2 separate regions of the Homo sapiens genome follow, and region 1 is linked to region 2. A link is an interaction called in ENCODE POLR2A ChIA-PET data of the cell type or tissue named here. Cell type or tissue: A673. All regions are shown on one strand. Each heading gives the region's core, and the rest is flanking DNA. Links, peaks and the distances in the headings are about the cores only.

Region 1 (4,397 bases), core at 163-4,162, 58 kb after region 2:
GCAGGTGAGCATTACCCCGGAGCTCCATCTCCTGTCAGATGTGCAGAAGCATTAGATTCTCATGGAAGCACAAACCCTATTATGAACTGCGCATGCAAGGGATCCAGGTTGCACACTCCTTATGAGAATCTAACTACTGCCTGATGGTCTGAGATGGAACAGTTTCTTCCCAAAACCATCCTCCCACCCCCTTCCGACCATGGAAAAATTGTCTTCCACTATACCAGTGCCTGGTGCCAAAAAGGTTGGGGACCACTGCTCTAGCTCATCCATGTTGCCATGAATGACAGGATTTCATTCTTTTTTATGGCTGAATAGTATTTTGTTGTTTAAGATATTGTATTATGTGTTTTGTCTCTTTAATTTCTTGCATTAGTCAGAGTTTTCCAGAGAATAGGATGGAGATATGAGATAGAGAGAGATATATATAGAGAAAGAGATTTATCTTAAGGAATTGAGGACTAAACTCTGATTTTTTATCTTGCCCAAATTCCTACCTAAGGGGTCTAGGGAGTTATGCCCTACAAACCATAAATTCTTACAAGATGGGTTTTATTTGACCCTGTATATTGTGACTTACTTTTCAATCTGACTCTGGCATAACAAGGAAGAAAATCACAATGTTTTGGCCAGGTGCAGTGGCTCACGCCTGTAATCCCAGCACTTTGGGAGGCTGAGGCGGGCGGACCATGAGGTCAGGAGATCGAGACCATCCTGGCTAACACAGTAAAACCCTGTCTCTAGTAAAAATACAAAAAGTTAGCCGGGCGTGGTGGCGGGCGCCTGTAGTCCCAGCTACTCGGGAGGCTGAGGCAGAAGAATGGCGTGAACCCGGGAGGCGAAGGTTGCAGTGAGCTGAGATGGCGCCACTGCACTCCAGCCTGGGGGACCTAGTGAGACTCTGTCTCACAAAAAAAAAAAAAAAATCACAATGTTTTATCACAAAATATATTGCCTTGCCATACTTTGAAATTGCCTTACAAAATCTTTGGTGGAAAAAGATCCACATTCTATACCCCCACACCCACCCACCCCCTTTTTCCCCTTCCTTTCCAGATCCAGGAGATAATCAACTAAGAGCCAGGCACCCTTTTAGGTCTGATAAGAAACATTTTACAATCTGCTCTCTCTCTGAAGTCTGCTATCTGAGAGATTTCTTTTCACAATAAAACTTGGTCTCCACAATCCTTTATGTTAACCTGAACATTCCTTTCCATTGATACCCGCCCCCAGCCCCGCGGGGACTTCCAAGTAACCAGTGTGTTTCTTAAATGTATTTGATTGATGTTTCATGCCTTCCTAAAATACACAAAACCAAGCTGCACCCCGACCACCTTGGGCACATGTTCTCAGGACTTCCTGAGGGCTGTGTCACGGGCCATGGTCACTCATATTTGGCTCAGAATAAATCTCTTAAAATATTTTACAGAGTTTGGCTCTTTTCGTCAACAATAATTTGGTGCCCAAACACGTGAGGCCTCAGGGAAGACTCAGGACCCTAAAGGAGTTGCCCAAAACCAGAGCTAAGGTGCCAGCAGGGGCCCATTGAAGCTTCGAGCTTCTCCTCTGGTGGAACTGGTAAGTCCTCCTGAGCCCCAGACCTCCCTTTGGTTGATGGTCCTTGATTTATTCTGAGCTGGTTTTCTCCTAAGAAGTGGTTGTTTAAGGATCCTAATTCTAGTTGGGAGATGCATTCTAAAAGGAATTCTCAATTGCTTTTTCTCCTAAAATCTGTCTAAATTCGGTTTATCTGTACACATTTATGTGAGAAACTGAACTGTTGTTTTCATAGATAAATAAGAGACTGAGTTTTTCAGCTCCTAGGAGAAAGGGCACTTGCTCCTCCCAGCCAAAGGCACCCCTGGGTGACTGGGGCCTCATGGGAGTGTCTGGGGATTAACCCCCCACAATGTGCAACAGCTCTGCGGGGAAATTTCCAACAAAAATTAATTTAACAAATGGCTCATCCAGGAAACCCATATAAGGGTAATCACACAGCATTTTTTTTTTTTTCTTGAGACAGAGTCTTGCTCTGTCACCCAGGCTGGAGTGCAGTGGGATGATCTTGGCTCACTGAAACCTCCACCTCCCAGTTTCAAGCGATTCCCCTGCCTCAGTCTCTGGAGTAGCTGGGATTACAGGCACCTGCCATTTTGATCCAGCAATCCCACTACTAGGTATCTACCCAAAGGAAAAGAAATAATCACATCAAAAGATACCTGCACTTGTATGTTTATTACAACATGATTCATGATGGCAAAGGTATGGAATCAACTGAGTGTCCATCAACAGATGATTGGATAAAGAAATTATGGTCTATATATACAATGGAATACAATCCCTCCACAAAAATCATGTCTTTTGCAGCAACATGGATATAACTGGAGGCCATTATCTTAAGTGAAGCAAGTCAGACACAGAAAGATAAGTACCATATGTTCTCACTTATTTTATTTATTTATTTATTTTGAGATGGAGTCTCACTCTGTTGCCCAGGCTGGAGTGCAGTGGGGCAATGTTGGCTCGCTGAAACCTGAACCTTCTGGGTTCAAGCGATTCTCCTGCCTCAGCCTCCTGAGTAGCTGGGATTACAGGTGTCCACTACCATGCTCAGCTATTTTTTGTATTTTTAGTAGAGATGGGGTTTCACCATGTTGGCCAGGCTGGTTTTGAACTCCAGACCTCAAGTGATCTGTCCACCTCAGCCTCCCAAAGTGCTGGGATTACAGGCATGAGCCACTGCGCTGCCCAATTTATCACTTTTAGAGAGGCAATGTGATAATTTTGGAACCATCACTGACATTCGTAGTGGGTGGGGGAAGAGCCCTCTCCTGCCCTGCTCAGGCCTGTCTAATTACCTGTTGTGTGTGTGTGTGTGTGTGTGTGTGTGTGTGTGTGTGTATGTGGTTGGGGATGTGTTTGCTATTGTGGGGGAAATATAATTAAAAACAAAATCTTCTCTCAACCTAGAAAACCTCTCCACAAAGGTAGAAGAGAAAGAAAACAATTGCCATTGAATAAGCATTGAACCAGAATGTGAGACACATCACAGGCAATTCACAAAGAGTTTGCAAAGACAGAAAGAAATCCTACTTGTTTATATCCTGAAGAAGATAAAACCCATTACAGATATGCTCTCAAGACAAACAATAACTGGTTCTCAAATAGGAGAACTTAGAAGTACCATTTGACATACACATAGTTCATCCTAGATTCACCTGATAATTGGAGTGGCCATCTGTGTTCGCTGGTTGGCTTTAACCAAAGGAAAAACAAAATTCTCACATCCTTGTGACAGGAAGTGGCTTTGCAACTTGAAGCAAGGAACTTGCCAAAGTTAGAGACCTACCCACTCATATAAATTCAGAGATAGGAGCACTACCTTTCTGGATGCTTACATTTCAAAGAGATGGCTCCTAGGTATTTGACAAAGATATTCCTGGGTTGTAAAACTGGCTAGAGGCCTATTTACATTTTAAAAAGATTTACATACATTTCAAAGAGACAGAGAAAGAGAAGGGCGGGGGGGAGGGGTGTTGGGTAAGTCTCTTTCCTTATTTTTAACGGGGAGAGTTAAGTCTCATATTTAATTTGTATCTGCCCTCACGCTATCCGATTGTTGTTGGCTCAGAGCAGATGTTTGGGAGTGTTTCAAACTATCCCTATTACATATATATGCCTTTATTCTAATTTTAAAAAGTTAATTTTGTTTTTCTTTCTTTAGTTTCTTGAATTAGTTTCTTATTTTTGTCTTCCGTTTATGTGTTTGTGTTTTGCTTTAATTACACAAATAGTGCACAATATATTTTCCTTTAATTCTGTGAATTTTAAAAACAATTGTGCACATTGATAAGAATTATGAAAATAAAAAGTTTCTGACAACACCAATTGCTGGTGAGGTTGCAGAACAACTGGAAATTGCAGTCACTCTAGAAAATGGTTTGTCAGTTTATTTGAAAGGTAAACATACACGTACCTCAGGACCTAGCAATCCTGAACCTGGTATTTACCCTAGTGAAACGAAAACTTACGGTCACACAAACATCTGTAAAAACTGCTCATATCAACTTTATTTATTTATTTATTTGTTTTTGAGACAGAGTCTCTCTCTATTGCCTAGGCTGGAGTGCAGTGGTGTAATCTTGGCTCACTGCAACCTCCACCTCCCAGGTTCAAGTGATTCTCCTGCCTCAGCCTCCTGAGTAGCTGGGATTACAGGTGTGTGCCACCACACCTAGCTAATTTTTGTATTTTTAGTAGAGACAGGGTTTCACCATGTTGGCCAGGCTGGTCCCAAACTCTTGACCTCAACGCCCATCTCAGCCTCCCAAAGTGTTGGGGTTAGAGACGTGAGCCATCATGCCTGGCCATCTTAGAAACTTTATTTGTGATAGCCA
Region 2 (4,397 bases), core at 309-4,308:
GCTACTCAGGAGGCTAAGGAGGGAGGATCACTTGAGCCCAGGAGGTCTAGGCTGCAGTTTTTATTGTCTTTAAATTCTCTTCAGATAATTTACCCCCGCATTGCCTACACAGCACACTGCAGAGTGCTGGGCAACTTGGTAATTAACCCTCTAATTGTGTAAACTGGAAGCTTCGTGAGGTTATGGCTTCATTACCATGGCTACGTGGCTGTAGCCATGAGTGTGCACTCCAGTGTGGGTGATGGAGTGAGACTCTGTCTCAAAAAGGAAGGGAGGGAGGGAGGGAGGGAGGAAGGAAATAAATGACACCCTAGTAGCAATGAGTGCACCTAGCGCCCAGTTCTTGGTTTCTAATAAATACCCTTCTCCGAAACAATCAAAGCTCTTGCGAAATGGCTGATTTGAGGACTGGGGCAGGAAATACGAAAGATGAGCCTGAGGCATCTTGTAGTGCCAGAAAGTAAGGAAGTGCTTGACGGCAACGAGAAAACCCCACAAAAATAGGGGTGTGTCAAAGGGAGACGGGAGCCAACCGAAAGAGCTCCCAAAAGCCAAAGCTGGAACAACTTGAGCAACAAAATCAAATAGTATTGGATTATAACCTAAAGTATTAAATAATTATCTGTGAATCCATACTGATATAAATAAATTACTGAATAAATGAGACAAATCTTCAGTGTAGAAAAATCCCAAATAATCTATGTAGCTATTCCAACCTTAAGGAGATAGAGCATAACTCCTCACTTAAGTGTGGCCCGAGCATAGTGACTTCCTTCCAAAGAGTACAGTATGAAAAGGGGCAAAAGAAGACTGACTTTCCAGTAGAGAAACCTGACGCAGCACCAACAGTGATGTCATGTTGCTATGTGAGAAACCGCCCCAGCCAAGAGGAGCCCAGAGAGACACGACAGCTAGTGCGATGAGGCATGCTGGATGGATCCTGGAGTAGAAAAAGATGGAGTAGAAAAAGAACGTTGGGTAAAAACGAAGGAAATCTGAATAAACTGTGAACTCTAATTAATAAATAATGTATCATTATTGGTTTATTAATTGGAACAAATATACCATGCGTCTGCAATACCATATGTGATGTTAATAGCAGAAACACCAGCCTGAGCAACATGGCGAGACTTCATCTCTATGAAAAATGCAAAAATCAGCTGGGCTTGGTGGCATGCCCCTGTAGTCTCTGCTACTTGGGAGGCTGAGGTGGGAGGATCGCCTGAGCCTGGGAGGCGGAGGTTGCAGTGAGCCGAGATCGCGCCACTGCACTCCAGCCTGGGTGAAAGAGCGGGACCCTGTCTCAATAATAATAATAATAATGAAAGAAACAGGGTGGGTGGCTGGGGTAGACGGGAACTTTATATTCACAATTTTTCTGTAAATCTAAAAGTGTTCTAAAAAATTGAAGTTTTTTTTTTGTAATGGCAAACGGGTTTTAAAAACACATTTGGTTTATTTAGACTCCAGAGTGTCAGAGCCATTTACGCAGCCCGCCTCAAAAACAGAATTTCTTCCATGGATTAAGAGAAATATTCATTTATCCTCCAGTTGTAATGTTCTGAACCAGGAATTAGATGGTTCAGTAAAAGTTGCCTACCAACTAATTAAGTCAATGTCTCATGAACTCTGCATCAAAAAACTCGGTATCTTTAATTTTGTATGCATTTGAAATACAAAGGAAAGATGACTAGTTCCTTGATCATTTTAAGTTAAATTAAAATACCTATAATGAAAGACATTCATATAGAGCAGACTATATCATCCCATTGCCTACATTTTCATTTCCTAAAATTGTTTTAGTAGAGAATGGTATATATTGTTGCGTAATTGAAACAGTTTTGCTCTCCTTAAATAAAATAGCAGCCAAAGATTATTCAGGGTGCAGCTGACAGAGGCCTTACTGCCAATTCCTTCTGATCTGGAGAATTCCTAAAAAAAAAAAAAAAAATATCGAGTCTTCTTGTTACACCGAAGAGAAGGAGGGCAGGGTCGAAGCGCATTGGTGGTGTCCCTGGGCCGAGGGCAGGGCTCTAAGTCACGGGACCTGCTGATTGGTGGACTCCCCAGAGCTGGGGGGCGGGGCCTCTGGCGATGGAGCTCGGAGTCCATTGGCTGCGAGGCTAGAGGATGGTGTAATGGACAGCATCGGCCTGTGCGGCCGGTTTCTATGGCAACGGAGGCTTGAAAGAGCCACTCAGATTTCGGCGCTCGCCCCCAACTCCCCTTTCCGGAGGGGGCAGGGCGGCCTGGATTTGGGGGCCGGCGGAGGAGGCGTGGGGGCTGGGAGTTAAGGAGACAGGGCTTTCCTTGGACCAAACCAACCCAGCAATGCCACATTGGAAGTGGGTTTGAGGAACCGGGCCTGCGTGCTCATTTGAAAAAAAATCAGCCAAACAGAAAGGTATGAAGAAGAAACACCTATAATTCCATCCTTCCCTGACTTCTCCACTCGTAACATTTTGAACAGCAAAGCTTGGCACAGAACTGGCACTCAATGGGAGGAAGAGAGGGAGGGAAGGAAGGAAGGGGAGAAGGGGAGGGAGGGTCGATGATGTGGACAACGTGGCGTGACACGAAGTGCCCGCCCCCTTGGGCTGAAAGTCACAGGCAGGCCCGCAGAGCTGACGGGATATAACAGACTTGGATTTGGGGGCTTGGAGGAGGAGGGGTGGGACAGCCAAAGGCTCCTTGATTCCATCCCGGGATTTGGGAGGCCTGACTGCAGAAAGACTCCTCTCCGGCTTCACACCCCGCCAGCCCTGCCACTTGCAGCCGCCAGTGCTTCCAGTCTCCAGATCCCTGTGTCTTTGTGTTTGGGGAATAATAAACAGTGCCTGCTTCATCGAGTTGGTGTCAGAACTGAGTTAATGCATGGAAAGTTCTTAATACAATGCCTGAAACGTAGTAAACGTGCAATCAACCAGCTATTATCACAATTGAAGACGGTGGGATTTGACTAGGTGGAGAGAATGGGGAGGTTATTGGCTGTGGGTAAGGAGGCAGGAGGGAGCAGCCGTGTTGAAACCCTGCAAAGAGAGCAGTTTGGAGATCATACAGGAAGTCATAGGAGACGACAGCCAGAGGGCATTCTTCTCAAGCCCTTGACATGGATTATTTTATTTCATTTTCTCACCAGCCCTGATAATGTAGTTATTACCATAGACCCATTTTCCTGCTCAGGAAACTGAAGTTCAGAGAGGTTATGTAGCTTGTCTATGCAAAGAAATGACAGAACCAAATGGGCATTTGTGGGGCTCAGAACAAGAGTAGAGTTGGAGGCCCATATACCATATGTCTCTATAGTTAGAAATTATACAACAGTCCAGCAAGTGTTAAATGAAATATGTTCTGTTTTCTTCCTTGATGGATATATCCTCTAACAACCTGGAAGGCCATGTTCAAATTAGAATTCTAAGACCCTTGGAGTTATGTGCCAGAATGTGTAGGCCCAAGGAGACCTGTCCCCTGGAACCTGTATCCATCCCTTATCCAGCTACCTCTCATCCCATCAGTGATGGAGCTAGCATGCATGGGTCAACACCTAGCTGTCACCTGCAAACAGCTATCTTGAGGCCCAAGGCTCAGGTCTATAAGATGTGCATCAGGCAGTATAGTTTGCCCTCAGGTGAGATGAAGCCAGGGATGAGGCCCACAAAGAGCCCTGTGAATTAACTTAGTGACATTTTGGAAGGGAATTATCGGGTATCAGAGCGTGTTCTAGAAGGCATAGGCACAGACTCTGGGTGGGCACTTCTCATGCCTGCAGAATCCTCGCCCCAAGGGGAGGGGTGGTGGGGGACTCAGGGAAGGGGCCACTCTTGCCAGGCTTCAAAGCCACGCATTCAGAATCCAGGAGCCTGGTGCTTCTCCCCTGTGCCTCACAGTGCCATGGGGCATGCTGGCTGACTTCCAGTGATTTTATGCTCTCAGAGAAATAGAGGAGGATGAGCTAGTAAACCGAGGGCCTGACCTCCCAGGTCCTATCCTCCCTTATCAAAGGTGGGAAAACTAAAAGAGTGAGTTAGCTTTTAAAAGATGAATGAATAAGCCCTTGTTCAGTATGTGTCAATGACAGAGTGCTAAGGTATGTTAAGTATATTAAAGAAGGACAAGTAGACACGTGTCTTAATCTGTAACCTCAGCCAAGTGATTCTAGATCATGCATGCAATAAATATTTATTAGGCTTTACTCTGTGCCAGGCATAGTGCTAATTGCTCAAGCTATAACCGTGAGCCAAAAGAGACTGGTTCCTGCCCTCAGGGAGCTCAAAGTGGAGAGGCAGAGGCAGATATCAATCAAACCATGGCACAAATAAGTATATCATTGCACCCGAGTAACTGCTGAAGGAGAGGCCAGGGAGGTAACGGACGGTGTAAGAGGGTCTGATACAGGA

Evidence for each region. Peaks named below come from ENCODE experiments on the same cell type or tissue, not always from the same donor. Only the 100,000 strongest peaks of a DNase experiment are listed, where the experiment ranks them.
Region 1: POLR2A ChIA-PET joins it to region 2 with 6 read pairs; 14 of 35 experiments call an interaction of 5 or more read pairs at or near these places.

What each region holds. Positions count from the first base shown.
Region 1 is chr20:250,498-254,894 of GRCh38, reverse strand. No RefSeq gene overlaps it. Among named protein-coding and RNA genes, the nearest start is that of DEFB132, 5.0 kb to the left of the region's middle. In A673, for the core only: no CTCF peak of the experiment used is centred there; a DNase peak (open chromatin) is centred at 1,914; H3K27ac peaks cover 559 bases.
Region 2 is chr20:308,274-312,670 of GRCh38, reverse strand. No RefSeq gene overlaps it. Among named protein-coding and RNA genes, the nearest start is that of ZCCHC3, 13 kb to the right of the region's middle. RefSeq lists enhancers at 2,103-2,182, 2,932-2,991. In A673, for the core only: a CTCF peak has its summit at 3,015; DNase peaks (open chromatin) are centred at 2,100 and 2,570; H3K4me3 peaks cover 1,833 bases; H3K27ac peaks cover 2,901 bases.